2 separate regions of the Mus musculus genome follow, and region 2 is linked to region 1. Evidence: chromatin contacts called from ENCODE Hi-C or POLR2A ChIA-PET data. All regions are on one chromosome and are shown on one strand. The core of a region is the stretch at or near the end of the contact, and the rest is flanking DNA. Distances in the headings are between cores, read along the strand shown. Region 1 holds the start of Dkk3 (dickkopf WNT signaling pathway inhibitor 3). Region 2 overlaps Gm39070 (a long non-coding RNA gene).

Evidence for each region. A loop is a pair of places that touch in the nucleus more often than their neighbours do. ChIA-PET counts read pairs that join two places held with the same protein, here RNA polymerase II (POLR2A).
Region 2: POLR2A ChIA-PET joins it to region 1 with 30 read pairs in Patski. The contact joins the enhancer-like site here to the promoter of Dkk3 in region 1. A Hi-C loop is called at or near these places in 1 of 37 maps with a recorded cell type or tissue (left cerebral cortex). POLR2A ChIA-PET finds 5 or more read pairs at or near these places in 1 of 5 experiments (Patski).

What each region holds. Positions count from the first base shown.
Region 1 is chr7:112,155,316-112,162,230 of GRCm38, reverse strand. It overlaps Dkk3 (dickkopf WNT signaling pathway inhibitor 3), which reads left to right and starts at 3,100. Exons shown (of 8, transcript NM_015814.3): 1 at 3,100-3,265; 2 at 3,813-4,048. The coding sequence starts at 3,836.
Region 2 is chr7:112,199,829-112,206,743 of GRCm38, reverse strand. Gm39070 (a long non-coding RNA gene) reads right to left here. Exons shown (of 3, transcript XR_001778349.2): 2 at 4,953-5,056; 3 at 2,752-2,854. Among named protein-coding and RNA genes, the nearest start is that of Gm39070, 3.7 kb to the right of the region's middle. Within about 2 kb of position 2,608, at least 1 of the 3 ENCODE cell types and tissues checked has a DNase peak (open chromatin) inside an H3K27ac peak, as active enhancers do.

The DNA of each region.
Region 1 (6,915 bases), core at 1,851-4,350:
CAGATGGGACAAACAAACATAGGACAAACAGGAGCTTATTCTAACTGTCTTAACTGCAAATATAACCCTTAACCTGCAAGGTATATTTTTCCTGTGTAGGTCTCCTGTTAACTTGAAAGGTGTATTGCTCTTGTTTCTGCTTTGATCTCACAGTTGCCATGCCTCCACTGCGTGAACCCTTATCCCCTGGATAAACTCTCTCTCTCTCTCTTCCTTAAGCTGCCTTTGGCCGTGGTGTTTATCATAGCGGCAGAGAAGTACCTAACACCTCCACTGCCCCTGATATCCCTTGCGTATTTAGATCTTGGACAAATTGCAAGTGTGGTTCAGAAGGTTTGTTTTGCCAAACATAACAGAACTGTGCAGATCTGCTCTCTCTCTCTGCTCCAGCCCCCACCCCTCATCCCTTCATCTCACAAAAGCCACCTAGGTAGGGACTCTTCTACCAGTCTCCAGAGTAACTGGGCTTTCTTTGCCCGAATCCAAGCTCTTCAGAGCCGAGCATGCCTGCACTGGGGTGGTGTCCATGGCTACAGCTTGCTCAGTGTCTCTGCTACCAGCCTGGGGCTATCTGCCAGACTGCTCAAAGCTAGGCAGGTAGAGACCTAATAATTGAGTCATGTATGGTTTCATTTCCTTTTTGTGATCGTTTTGTTTAATAACAAAACTATTTATCTGCACAACAGTTCTGCAAAGAATGTGATCACAAAATTGATATTTCCCCGTGTGAGAAAGCACAACCCTTCTGTTGCCGTTTAGGAAGAGCCTTTGTAATTTGGTCAGTAGTAGACCTAAGGTGGGAGTCAGGGCTCATCTGAGGAGATCCTCAGTATTTTACAGCCACATAGAGGGCTGGATAGCAAATTTGGCCTTTTGCAGTTTCTCACTCGATGCCGGATCTCTCTCTCTCTCTCTCTCTCTCTCTCTCTCTCTCTCTCTCTCCCTCTCTCTCTCTTTCTCTCTCTCTTTCCCCCCAGGTCAGCTTTCATCTCTGTTGGTGAGTGAACACTGATGCACAGTGACAGGCAGGACATCTAGAGCCTAAGTAGAAGGCTCCTTGCACAGGGTCAGCCATCTCCAGCAAGCTAACAAGCAACTGAGCAGGGCCTTCCAGACACCCAGGAGGGCAGAGCAAAGCATGCTGGGAGGGAGCTTTCCTTGGACTCTATGAGTCTCTACTTAGAGGCCTGCCAGTTGAGGAGTGGCTGGGTGTCCCATCTTGGCCAGAGGCAGGTCTACGTCACTGAGTGGTAGCCTGGCCTTTCTGAGTCTTCATTCCCATTCTCTGCCTACAGAACAGGACGGACATCTCGAATCAATGGCAAGCAGTTGCCTAGTAGGAAGAAGGCCTCAGGGATGCCTCCTCTCAGCGGCCACTGCTGTGGACTCAGGTGTATGGACATGACACAGCAGTCACCATCGCAGACACTTATTTTCTATGTTTTCCCAGGGAAATTGCTCATCTTCTGCTCCCAGACACCTCAGATACTTCCCAGCCGAAGTGTAGCAAAGGAGTATCGTGTTCAAAGGTAGTAGAAGCTCTGGAGGTGGCTTACTGGGTTCAAATCCCCATCTAACTCCTTGTTAGTTTGAGATCTTAAGGAAGGGTTCTTGTTTGAGACCAAAAGGCTTAAACCTTAAAAGGCTGCTGAGAATTCAATGAGTAAAACTTAATAAATAAATTAAATAAATAACTAATTAACTAACTAACTAACTAAATAAATAAATAAATAAATAAATGGATAATGCTTGTCACTATCCACGTCACCGTAGTGCTGTACCAGCAGCTATTGCTCTAACCACCCCACCCCACTTCGTTTCTCAGGGATCAGGTGTGTAGGCCTGGAGCCCTGCAGATACAACCAAGCTCCTGGTTCCTCGTGGGTGGCAGGGGAGGGGCTGGTGAAGAGACTCCAGTGAGTCTGTGACCTGTGCTAGCTACCCCAGAGGACAGATGAGGCATGTTCCAGTTTGGCTTTCTGTTGCTGTGATAAAGATCATGATTAAAAGCCACTCAGGGAGGAAAGGGTTCATTGCGTCTTACAGGTTTATACTCCAGCATCAAGGAAGCCAGGCCTGGAGCTCAGGACGTGAGGTAGAGCCAATGGAGGAAGGTCACTGTCTTTTGCTCTTCTGGCTTGCTCAGCCACTTTTCTTACACAGCCTTGGCTCAACTGCCTGTTGGTGGTATCACCCCTAGTGGCTGGGATCGCCTACATCAATTAGCAGTTAAGAAAATGCTGCAACGGACAGACCAAACCAATGGAGGCAGTTTCTCAGCTGAGGTGTTTTTTCCCCACGTGGCTCTAGTTTGTGTCAAGTTGACAAAAAATTAGCCAGCACAGGGAAGAAATGAGAAAAAGATCAGGAGATGCGGAGAGGGGGGAGGGGAGGGGAGGGGAGGGGAGGGGAGGGGAGGGGAGGGGAGAGAGAGATGTCAGGGAAACTGATGAGGAAGAATCAGGATAGATAAAGAAGTGGGAGAAGGGTTTTCGGAAACACTTTTTAAAAAAATTTTTAATTTAATTTAATTTTTTAGTACCCCTTTTCTAGGCACTGAAGAGATAACTGTCAATAGACCAGGTTGCTATCTCAGGTACACAGCCCATTTTCAAGCCCTGACCCCTCTTCATGAATCGTGCGTATTAAGTAGGAATTACATGTACAGCTGTAGCCTGCAGCATACATCAAGCTACGTTACAGACCATACTAGTTTGGCAGTACTGGGACTGTTGGTGTCCATCCTAGCTACTTTGCTATGTCGCCTGTCTAGGGACTTGCTGACATTCTGTTGACCCATTCTCATGGCCAAAAGTGGATTTTCCTGGCTGGGTACTGTCTAGACTACCTTGTAATGGCTGAGGGGCTGGGATTCCATCCCTTAGGACTGCGTCCAAGGCAGAGGCAGGCTTAGAGCTAGCAAGGTGAGACTCAAGAAGGCTGTAAAATGTAGTAGAAGCCTGGGCTATCGCGGAGGTAGGGGGCTGCCAGGAAGAGGATAGATTCCTGCAGACTGGCCCTCCCAGGATTTAGAGGCTGGAGTGAGCTGAGGTCGCAGACGGCCTGGAGAGCGATTGGCTGTGCGACCGCCCCTCCCGCCGGGCGGAGGCGTGGTGGACTGGGGGGGCGCAGGCTGCAGGCTTTCTGGATACAGGCGCTTTTGCATCCTAGCCGCACACAGTGCCTCTCCAGCTGCTCTGTGGCAGCCCAGCTACCGGTCGTGACCAGATCCAGCTTGCAGCTCAGCTTTGTTCATTCGAATTGGGTGAGCGGTGGTCATCGTCGTGGAGATAGCCCAGCTGGGTCTCCCTTAGTTAGAGATGGGGGGCTCCATGCATTTGCATCGCGATGGGAGGAGGATGAACTGGGAGGAGGGCTCTGCTGATCTCTGCTTGGGGCTAGGAGAGGCTTGAGCCTGTGTCAGGGTCCAAGAGATCCCAGTAATAGAATTGATGGGGAAATAGTAAAGGAAGGGACGGGACTCGAACCCGTAGTCCAGATAATGTCTCCTGATTCGGGCAAGTGGTCTGCTATTAAGAGTAGAAGACTTGAGTTCCTTGGTTCCGGAGCTGGGGTTTCCATAAGCGTGTCAAGTGGAGCTCTTCCTGGGTACTAGAACGGGGTTTGGGGGCTTAGAGTGCAGAGGGCACCCAGGCTGGAGAGGAGTAGTGGTCACCACTGTTTCCAGCAGGGATTGAGTCTGGGAGGGGGCTGGGTATCGCTCCATCTGGGGGCGGGCAGAGCAGCGGGGCGGGGCGGGACGGGCAAGAGGGGTGGTCCTGCAGTCTTTGATAGCTTTCCGGGACACACAGGCGGCGGCCAGCGCGGAACAAACATGCAGCGGCTCGGGGGTATTTTGCTGTGTACACTGCTGGCGGCGGCGGTCCCCACTGCTCCTGCTCCTTCCCCGACGGTCACTTGGACTCCGGCGGAGCCGGGCCCAGCTCTCAACTACCCTCAGGAGGAAGCTACGCTCAATGAGATGTTTCGAGAGGTGGAGGAGCTGATGGAAGACACTCAGCACAAACTGCGCAGTGCCGTGGAGGAGGTGGGTGCACCCTGAGGGCGCCTGGCTCTGAAAGTGCGAGAATGAGAAAGGGAGTGGGCCGGGGGCTTGGCGGGGGTGGGGTGGGGGGGATATTTCTAGCGATGGTTGCAGCACTGGCCAAAGACTTGGCTTTGTGCAGAGCTGGAAAAAAGGCCTGACAGCAGACGTGGAGTGCCCTGAGTGCAGCGCTGGGTGATTCTTACTCTCAGCCGGTTCTGTCTGCCTGCCGAAAGTCTGAATGCATCCCTGTCCAGCAAGGGAGGTTTGGTGGAATTCTTCCTAAGGAGCAGGAGCCACTGTGTCGCAGCTGGCTGTCCCCTGTTGGAGCTGAGCTGAGGTTGGGGCCACTCGGGTGTCTCAGCGCAATGGGTTTGCAGAGGCTGGGGCAGCTGCAGACAGCTTCAAGTTCCAACGTGTCCCTTGGGCATTGAGCCTGTACCATCTTCCCCAAGAAACAGTCAGGACGCTAGTCATGCGGAAAAGAATCTTGAGCTCTGCTGGCAATCTGTCTGGCTCCCTTAAATGTGTTGTGGGGCAGCGAAGGAGGACTAAAGTAAGTCCTAAGACCATGCCATAGTGAGTGGTCAGAAGGGAGGGCATGAGGGTGTTCACAGCAACCCTATTCACCTACACCCAGTGGGTTTTGGAGACCAAGGTTCAGATTCTCTGCCACTCAACAGTAGGTGGACCGTGGTCAATCATTTAGCAGCCCGACCTCAGTTTCCTGTGAGAATAGCCGAAGTCCCAAAAAGTTTGGCAGATGAGAGCCAAACTTTGGTTCCTCATCTTCCAGGGGCCAACACTTTGCATGGCACCCTGCTCTGTTTCCTAAAATGGCCTCCAACCATGTTGAAAGTGGCCTGAATCTTCTTGATCAGCATATTAGGCTAGCCGTCCTTGGCACCTAGTGAGATGGGGATTTGGATCTGAATGGAACTAGCTATTGCAGTGAACAGACAAGTGGGTTGGGTGTTTACCATCTCTATTGTGGTAACCACCTTAGGTAGTTCTAAATGTTGGCCACCGCCTGCTGGAATAGGTTGATTTCCCCTCAGCCTTTCGTCCTTTGGGTGTATTTTGCCTTCCATTCCCCAAGCCAGCCTGATGACTTTGCAGGGAACACTGGGTTGGGAGGCAGGGACACGAGCAGACCCCTGAATATCTACCAGCCAGGCCTGTAGGTTTTCTGAGCTTATGGAATGGTTTGTGTGTAACATAATTGAAGGAGGGCAGTCAGCCAGACCCCAGCAGCCCCCAACTCTGTAGCTGTAGATTGCACGGAGCTCCTGACCATTCTCGCTCAAGTCAGGGCTCCTGCTGTCCTTACCTGGGTTGTAGGACCCCCCCCCTCCCCCCCCCCCCCCCCCGTGCACATGGATTTCCAGGAACACTGACAACAGCACTTCCATGTTTTAGCTCACTGGGAAGTGCCCATCACAGTTGAGAAGGTTTATAGCAGGGCTCTCTGAGATCTGCGTCCAATGAGGACTGCTTGGTTTCTGTGGCCACAGTGCAGCTTAGGACCCCATCGGATCTTAGTGCCGCACTTTTCCCATGGAAATTTTTATCATGGCTCCACTGCTGCTCATCTGGATACATTTCTGCTTCAGTTGCGCAGATTGGCTGCAAACCAAAGACATTGATCGTCACATTTAACAAAGTCAGTGGCCTTTTCCCTAGATTGTCCTCATGGGCTGTGGCGATGGGAAAGGGGGCATTAGACAGTGGGGACCAACTGCCTTTCATTCAGTCCCAGCACTGCCATTAATTAGTGATGGGATTCAGGGTCCAGACTGGAGAAAATCTTTGACACACCTCTGGATCAAAGAGAAGATTCTAGAAAAGCAAATTACCTGGTCAAAAATTGGTATAAGAAAAGCAGGTAGATATAGACCAAGTGTCTTCCTCATGAGGTCATTATAATTAAGGACTGTTGGGTCTCAGGAAATAATGGCTATCATTATTGTCATAGTAACACTGGTGCTGTGGCCAGGGTTAGTAGTACTTACCTGTGTTGCAGCCCTTGGGAGGTTTGAGGTCAGCCTGGGCTACACAGTGAGACCCTCTATTACAAACCAAAAAAAAGAACAAAGGAAAACAAACAGTAGTAGCATGAGTAACACACTACTTACCAGCATGTGATAGATTCTCAGTGGAACCCACCTTTAAAATGCCGTGGGCTCTTGACTGCAGCTCAGCAGTAGAGCCTAGCATGCTCTGAATCTGAGTTTGACCCCCAGCACTGGAGCAGGGTGGGGAAAAAAGAGAAAAGAAAACTGCAAAGTTTTAAAAGTCAGACTTAAAGTAGTGTATGATTTTATGGGTTGTTGGCTAAAAAAATAACTTTTTTAAAAAATGATTTTTACTTTATTTATTTTTTAATTAGGTATTTTCTTCATTTACATTTCAAATGCTATATAACTTTTATTTGTTATTATTGTATATGTATGTATGTGCATGATGTGTGTGTCTGTGTGTGAATGTGGGTGTGTGTGTATGCATGTGCACATACCTGTGGGCCACAGTGAATGTGTGGAAGTTTGAGGACAACTTTGTGGAGTTGGCTCTTTCATTCACCTTTGCGTGGGTTCCAGGGGTTGACTTTAGGCTAGGAGCCTTACATAGTGAGTGTTGTTACTCTCTGGGCCATCCACCAGCCCAGCTTTTTTTTTTTTTTTTTAAAGAAACTTCCAGAGAGTCTCTTAAATGTCATAGATACAGGACAGTTGCTGTTTAGCTGCTAGCCAAGAGAATGGGGAAGGACCGAGCCAGAGGCAGCTAATGTTTACATAGTTGCACCATGAATCTGCTTTCAAGTAACTTCCTGGCCTTTTATTTTTTCCAGCTGCCTCTGGCTGTTGATGTCT
Region 2 (6,915 bases), core at 1,359-3,858, 45 kb before region 1:
GAACGTGGGGTTTAGGGGAGGAGGGCAAGGAGGAGGAGGAAGAGGAGGAAGACACAAAGCTTCATAAGGCCCGCCTGGAGCTGGCCCCATCACTTCCACTAAACACTGTCTGAAGCAAATCCCCACGCCGGCTCCCATTCACTGGATAGGAAATGGCACCTGTCTCTCAGAAGAGGTGCTGCAAGAGCACACGGCAGAGGCTGAGGCTCCCGAGGAGAGGGAGAACTAAGTGAGCTCTGCGTGTTGTTCATCATGGAGCTCCGAGGCTGTTAAGCCGTTGGCAGGGGCTTGAGAGACATGAATCGTCCTTCTGTGTTGACTGACATTTCTAGACAATGCCAGTCCAGAAATAGTCACCGCTTTTCGCTATTTTAGCAATAATTTTTGTGTGGAGGAAGTAAAAGGACCATGAAAAAAGAGTTTTGGATGGCCAACCCCAAGGGTCAGGACTCTAGATCTGTGCACTCCAAACAGTGTTCTGTGGGCCCCCAGGGCATTGTAGGGAACGGGTGCTTTGTATAAACGCCAGGAAATGTGGGCTCCCACCGGATTCAGGATAGATCTATTTTCTGGTTTTCCTTTGAAGACAAGCTGTAATGCTTTGAAAAATAAAAGATTTGAAGTCCCGCAGACTAGGAAAAAAAACACACACACAAAAAGACAACAGTCTTACTAATGTCCACTCTAAGGGACCTTGTAACTCAGTGTCCTGGCGAGTATTATAACCCCAAGTTGCCCTTTATCCAAGGCCAATTCTCTTGACTTGCTCTCTACTCCATCACTGGATTCAGGCTGCTAGGATCACTGCAGCCTGGCTTATAGAGGAATCTGAAGCAATCAGAAGAGATTTTCTTAAAGTATCATCACCTCTACTTTGTGCTTCTCCGGGATCTTATTTTTTTCTTGTAACTGTGTCCAAATACTTAACAAGAATGCTGAACATCAAATGGGACATCTATATCAACCCAGCCCTACCCTGTCACCCACGCCCCAAGGCTCAGGGAACATCACAGAGGAGGATGGGGGGGGGAGCTCTGTTTTATGCTGCCATCTGGACGTGATATGGCGACTGTACTTGTGAACTTACATCTGCTGTCCTTACCTGCACAGGATCAAACCAGCCAGAGTTTCCCAGGTCCCGCGCCTTACTGAAGAGCTATTAGCAGTTGATAGTTGCAGTAGGCCTCTGGGCAGAGGGCCTGGAGGGTTAAATGAAGGTTTCTGTATGTGCTCTGCAGTTAGTGATACAAGGTACAAAGAGGCTGCCAGGTGTTCCTGTGACCATGGGCCAGATGTATGGTTTCCCGTGGTGATGGACTATATATCCTCAAACTGTGAGCCAAAACACCCACCCCCCACTTAAGTTGTCCCTCCCCCCCCCAGATATTTTGTCACAGTAATGTGAATCAATCTTCCTTAAGGATGTGGCCCCACTATACATAACTCACTATACTTAGTAGGTTATGACCAAAGACATGAAGTTGAGAAGGAATCTACTGGAAAAGGATATGGAAAGCCACTAAAGATCCACTTCCTCCTTCTAGACCATGGCCCCTATGGGCTCCACAGTCTCCCAAAACAGAGCCACCAGCTGGAGACCAGGTGCTCCAGCACATGAGCCTATGAGAAAATGTTTACATACAATCCGTAATAGCCCAAAGCAAGAGCCTTCACCCTCTTGAACTCCGAATCTCAGTCCTTCATGCATATCCTAGTATATCACGTCCCTGTGAATCTGGCTTATCCAGAACCACAGACAATCTTATTGGCAGTAAGCAGGGCTTGCTTGGTGGTCGGCTCCGGGAGCAGAGCTGGGTACACTCAGTGTGGCAGCTGCCTAGGAGGAAGGCTCACTTCCTGGATGATGCCTCAGCTTGCTTGGGAGCTGTATCTCCTCCTCCTCCCAGTGTGTTAATTCCATTTCTTCCCAAGTGAGTGTTTTTAGGACATGAGCTAATTATAGTGTCTCCTAAGTCTTTTGCAGTCTGTTTCCTGTTCAAGTACTGCATTAGTCACCAGCAAGAGTCCAACAAACTCCTGTCCCTGCCTGATCTCAGCCACTTGGAACAAGGGGACTCTGGAGAGACTAGGGACAGATCCCAATGGGGAGATAGGACGAGGGGGCTAGACACTGGCTGGGGGGGGGCAGCGGCACAAGGGAGAGTCTCCTGTGCCCCATCCTCTGTGGCCCTCTTGGTCCTGGAGTTTGCTCAGCTGCAGAGGCTGCACAGCATCTCCAGTCAGCTGCATAGTTTTGCTATTACTTGGTGACCTATTTGCATCTTTGCTGAGGATTTCCTCTCAGGCCATATACGGTGATTTCACTGCCTCACAAACGGAGGCTTCCTGCTGCAGCAGTGCTCAGGATCCTTCGCACATGTCCCATCCTTGCCTTTAATTTAGTTTGTGCAAAACAAACAAACAAACAAACAAACAAACAAACAAACAAGCAAGCAAACGCCTTCATACTCAGACCTTCCCATGCATGGCTGGTCCCAGGATCTAACCAGTTGCATTTGATGGGAACTCCCTGCCTCGCTGACTTTTGTGCTCACAGGCGCATGAGCAGCTCCTGCACCCAGGGAGGAAGAGGAGACTGGGCCAGGGTTTGACAAAGCTCCACCTCCAAGCCCTTTTGCTTTCCTGTGTCGTTGCTCCTGCTGTCTCTGGCCTGGAATGAATACCTTGGACCAGGTGTCAAGGTATCCATTGCCAAGACTCTCCATAAGGCCACTGTGTTGCTTTGGCTGTGACAAAATGCTTGACAAAAACAACTTGAAAGATGGGCCCGTTTATTTTCATTTTGGCTCACTCCATCATGATAGGGTGAGCCAGCTGGTCCAGCATGTTGCATCTGCAGTTAGGAAACAAAGAGAGATGAATAGCTGGGGTTCAGCTAGCTTTCCCCTTTTTGTGCAGTAGGATTGGTGCCATCTGACATCAGGGCGGGGCCTTCCCACCTCAGTTAACTGTATCTAGAAAAGCCCCTTACAGACGACACACCCAGGGGGTTGTCTCTTCAATTCTATGTTCTGGAAAGCTGACCATCAGTATTACCCATCACAGCCACCAACATCTTCTGGCCTCCTTGACTGTTTGACCCACCTTTAGCAATCCCTGGTGAAGGAGGGGAGAGCAGGGCTTCCAACCTGAGTCCTCCAGGGACAAAGGAGGGACAGGAAAGGGGAACGTTCTAGTTGAAAACCACATCTTCAGGTGGCCAGCATTCTAGAGACTAAACTCATTCGAAATTGGCTTTACCACTCCCCAGTCACCCCAAAAGGGGACTTGTCCCTTGAACAAAGCTTCTGGGAGCTGTGGAGATGGCTCATTCCACGCTGTCTCCCTTGGAACTTTGGCTTCTGATGCCAACCTCGGGTGGGCCAGGTAAGTCAGGGAGTATCTGATCTGTACCAGGAAGCTTTCTGGAAATGCATACTAAAAGCGAGCCTCTAAGAAGGTGCCCGAGCTCGCATCATCCTCTGTTCCCATTTGGAGCTGACATGCAATGGGTACCTTGAGGTAGACAGGATGGAAGAAAGTGGGTATGAGCCTCATTTGCCAGCCACTAGCTTGGGCTCAGACATCCCCGGGCTACTCCTGAGCCGTGGTGCATTCCAGCAATCTGGCCCAACTATTTTTATAGTCATTTGGTTTCCATCCTAAGAAATTTGTTACAGACCGTCTGCCCACAGAGCATACACGATTACATCCTGGGAAGGGCAATAGCCCAGAAGACGCCATCAGGGGTGGCTGAGTCAGGCTTAGTCAAAGATAAGCTTGCCTCTGCCAGGGCTGAGGACCAGGAGACCAAGTCCCAGGGGAATGGGATATTGGGGAGAAGGGGTGTGAGCACCCAGCACAAACTCTCTCTCCTTAGGGCTACAGTTGTAGGTCTTGAAACAAAGAGCATCTGAAAAAGATTACCTTCAGCTAAGCTCCTCTTTCTCTTCCTCCTTCCTCCCCTTCTCCTCTTCCGTCTTCCTCCTCCCTTCTCTCCCTCTTAAAAGAAAAACATCAACCCCCCCCCCAGCTCCTCTCCCACAGACACCCACCAGGCAGTAGGGCTGAGTTTCTTCTACAAACTTCTTTTTCAGCTACCCAACATAAGAGCAAAGAAGGATGGTAGAGATAACTCGGCCGGCCAGCTGTTCCTCTTGAACAGGGGGGGCCCTGAGAAGTATCCCCAAGACTGCTAGCCCATCCCCTCAGGTGACTCTCCAGACAATCCCCAGCCCCCATCAGCTCTGCAGCTGGGCAAAGGATCGCAAAGGCTCCTGGCAGACAATCATTTACCAGGGAGAATGCCCCATGGGAAAGGATTTCTTCTTGATTACATAGACTATCTCCCGCTCTGTTTTTCCAACAGTGACTCACCCAGGAGTCATCAAAGCTGCTGATGGGGACCATGCCTGTGCTCCTGCCTTAGCTTTGATCACGATTGCATAACTCAGAGCTCAGAAACTGGCTCTAGCTCTTCTGTTCATCCCAAAACCCAAGACAGAAAACGACAAGCCTGAGGGTGGCATTAGCATCAAAGCCTTTCACTTAAATGTACAGATGGGCATGGAAGTGTCAGTGAAAGCCCATAATACCAGCCCTCAGGAGGCAGAGGCTAGAGGACTGCTGCAAGTTCAAGGCTGCTTTCTTCTACCTGGGAGGTTCCAAGTCAGCCAGGGCCACATAAAAGTACTGTAGTAGAGGCTGGAGAGATGGCTCAGAGGTTAAGAGCACTGACTGCTCTTCCAGAGGTCCTAAGTTCAATTCCCAGCAACCACATGGTGGCTCACAACCATCTGTTATGGGGTCTGATGCCCTCCTCTGGTGTGTCTGAAGACAGCTACAGTATACTCCTATAGATAAAATAAATGTAAATAAATATTTCTTTAAAAAAAAAAAAGACTGTAGTAGTTACTTTTCTGTTGTGGTGATAAAATACCAAGGCAACTTACAGAAGGGAACGTTTACTTGAACTTATAGCTCCAGAAAGAGAAGAGTCCATCATGGCGGGGAATTGTAGCAGCAGACACAATGGTCAGGACGCTTACATCCTCGACTGTAGGAGCAAAGCAGAGAGAACTAACCAGAAGTGGAGAAGGGTGTAAACTCTCAGAGCCTGCCTGAGATAGTTCCTCCAGCAAGGCTACACTTCCAAGACCTCTCCAAATAGCATCACCAACTGGATACCAAAGTGTTCGAACACCCAAGCCTATGGGGACATTTCTCATTCAAACTGCCACAGAGACCTTGCCTCAAGATAAAATAAAATAAATTTTAAAAAGAAAAATAAAATAAAAGGTATTCAGCCACATCTAAACACACCTCTGAGTGACACTGGACCTTGAAGGAAAGTGCCAGGCTCTCAGAAATTCTTGCTCAACAGACCTCTACAAGGGATTGCTCATTTGTCCTGTATTTACCGGGTAAGTACCAGTCTGTGGACCCTGTACTAGACAAGACCATTAGCATCTCTATATGAAGTCTTAAAACATGGCCCTGTGAGGCTGAGGAAGGGAGAGTGGGACACAGACCAAGGAAGAGTGTGAGGAATGGGAATTGCTGAGAACAAGGGCAAGTGGCTCGGGAGGAGTCAGTTCTACAGTGAGCCTTGGCCAGTGGCAAGCCTGGGGTGGGGGTGGGGGTGGGGGTGGAGGCGAGGCCAGATGGGGCTGCACGATGAGAGACCTCCTTCCCAAGATCTTTAGCATGGGCTTCATCACAGAAGGGTTTGATTAGGGGAGCTGAGTCACTGAGGGACCCAGCACAAAGCAACAGGGCTCATCTTGGCTAGCTTGGAGAGCATTCGTGAAGAACTGTTTACTGAGGGCTGACCACGCAGTATAGAACTGTCTGCATAAAGATGATGAGGCAAGAGGGGCTGAGGGAAGAAACAGTTACTGGGAGTCAGGGGAAGGTCACTTTGAGAGGAGCTGTGGCCTAGAATTATTACACTGTGAGGAGCCAAATTTTGACTCTCTTCTCCCTGACAGAATTGACTAAGCCCACCCAACATCAGAGAGGTAAGAATGTGAAAATGTGAAGCTGGAATCTAGCTGAGACCACAGCCTTTTCTTTTCTCTTCTCTTCTTTTCTTTGTTTCTCTCAGACACAAGCAGGCCTCCTACTGAGACTGCTCTGTGGCTCTCCAACCAGCAGACTCTCACCAGGGAAGTGAGTTTCTATATGAAGCAGGTATTAGTGGCCATATATCCTACTCCTTGCCCTATTCCCTGACCCCTTCCCTGCCTCCTGCTTGGAAATAAGAGAGCCATGCTGCAGGCTTACACTGTGAAATTTACCCCACACTCAGGTCTGAGAAGATTCCAAGCTTCTGCTTTGTAGACTCTGGTCTCTCTCTTTAGAGACCCCATCATGTAATCTGCTTCTGGTACTAGGTGCTAGATTAATTCTTTGCTGATGAAATGAGCCAATTCAAGCCAGATGGGTTGTATATAGGCAGACTTATTGGGAAGCTGCTCTCTGGTGAATTCACTGGCTCCAAGGATTGAGGCCAGGGGAGTCACCATGGATGTGGGGAAAGAGAGAGAGAGAAAGGGCACTCTTGGGTCAGGAAAGAAGAGACCAAAATGTCTGGATTATCTAGGGAAGAACCTCTAGGGGAAGGGCAGCCCATCCCTGGGCTAGAAAGTTCAGAGTTGGGGGCAGGGCATGCCAGATAGGGACTGAGGGATGCTGGGAAAACCTGGAGGTCAGGTCTGCTTTAATGTGTAATATATGCACCTCAGTCCCTTATCCCAGGGTCTGAAACCAAACAGAAATAACTGACAATCTTCCAAAGATATATGGACATTAATCTCTAACAAGATTTTAAACTCTGGACTTTTTAGAGGCCCTCTGAACCTCCCTTTCATCCTGTTCCCACAACTCCTTAAAAGAATTCAGGCAAGGGATTCA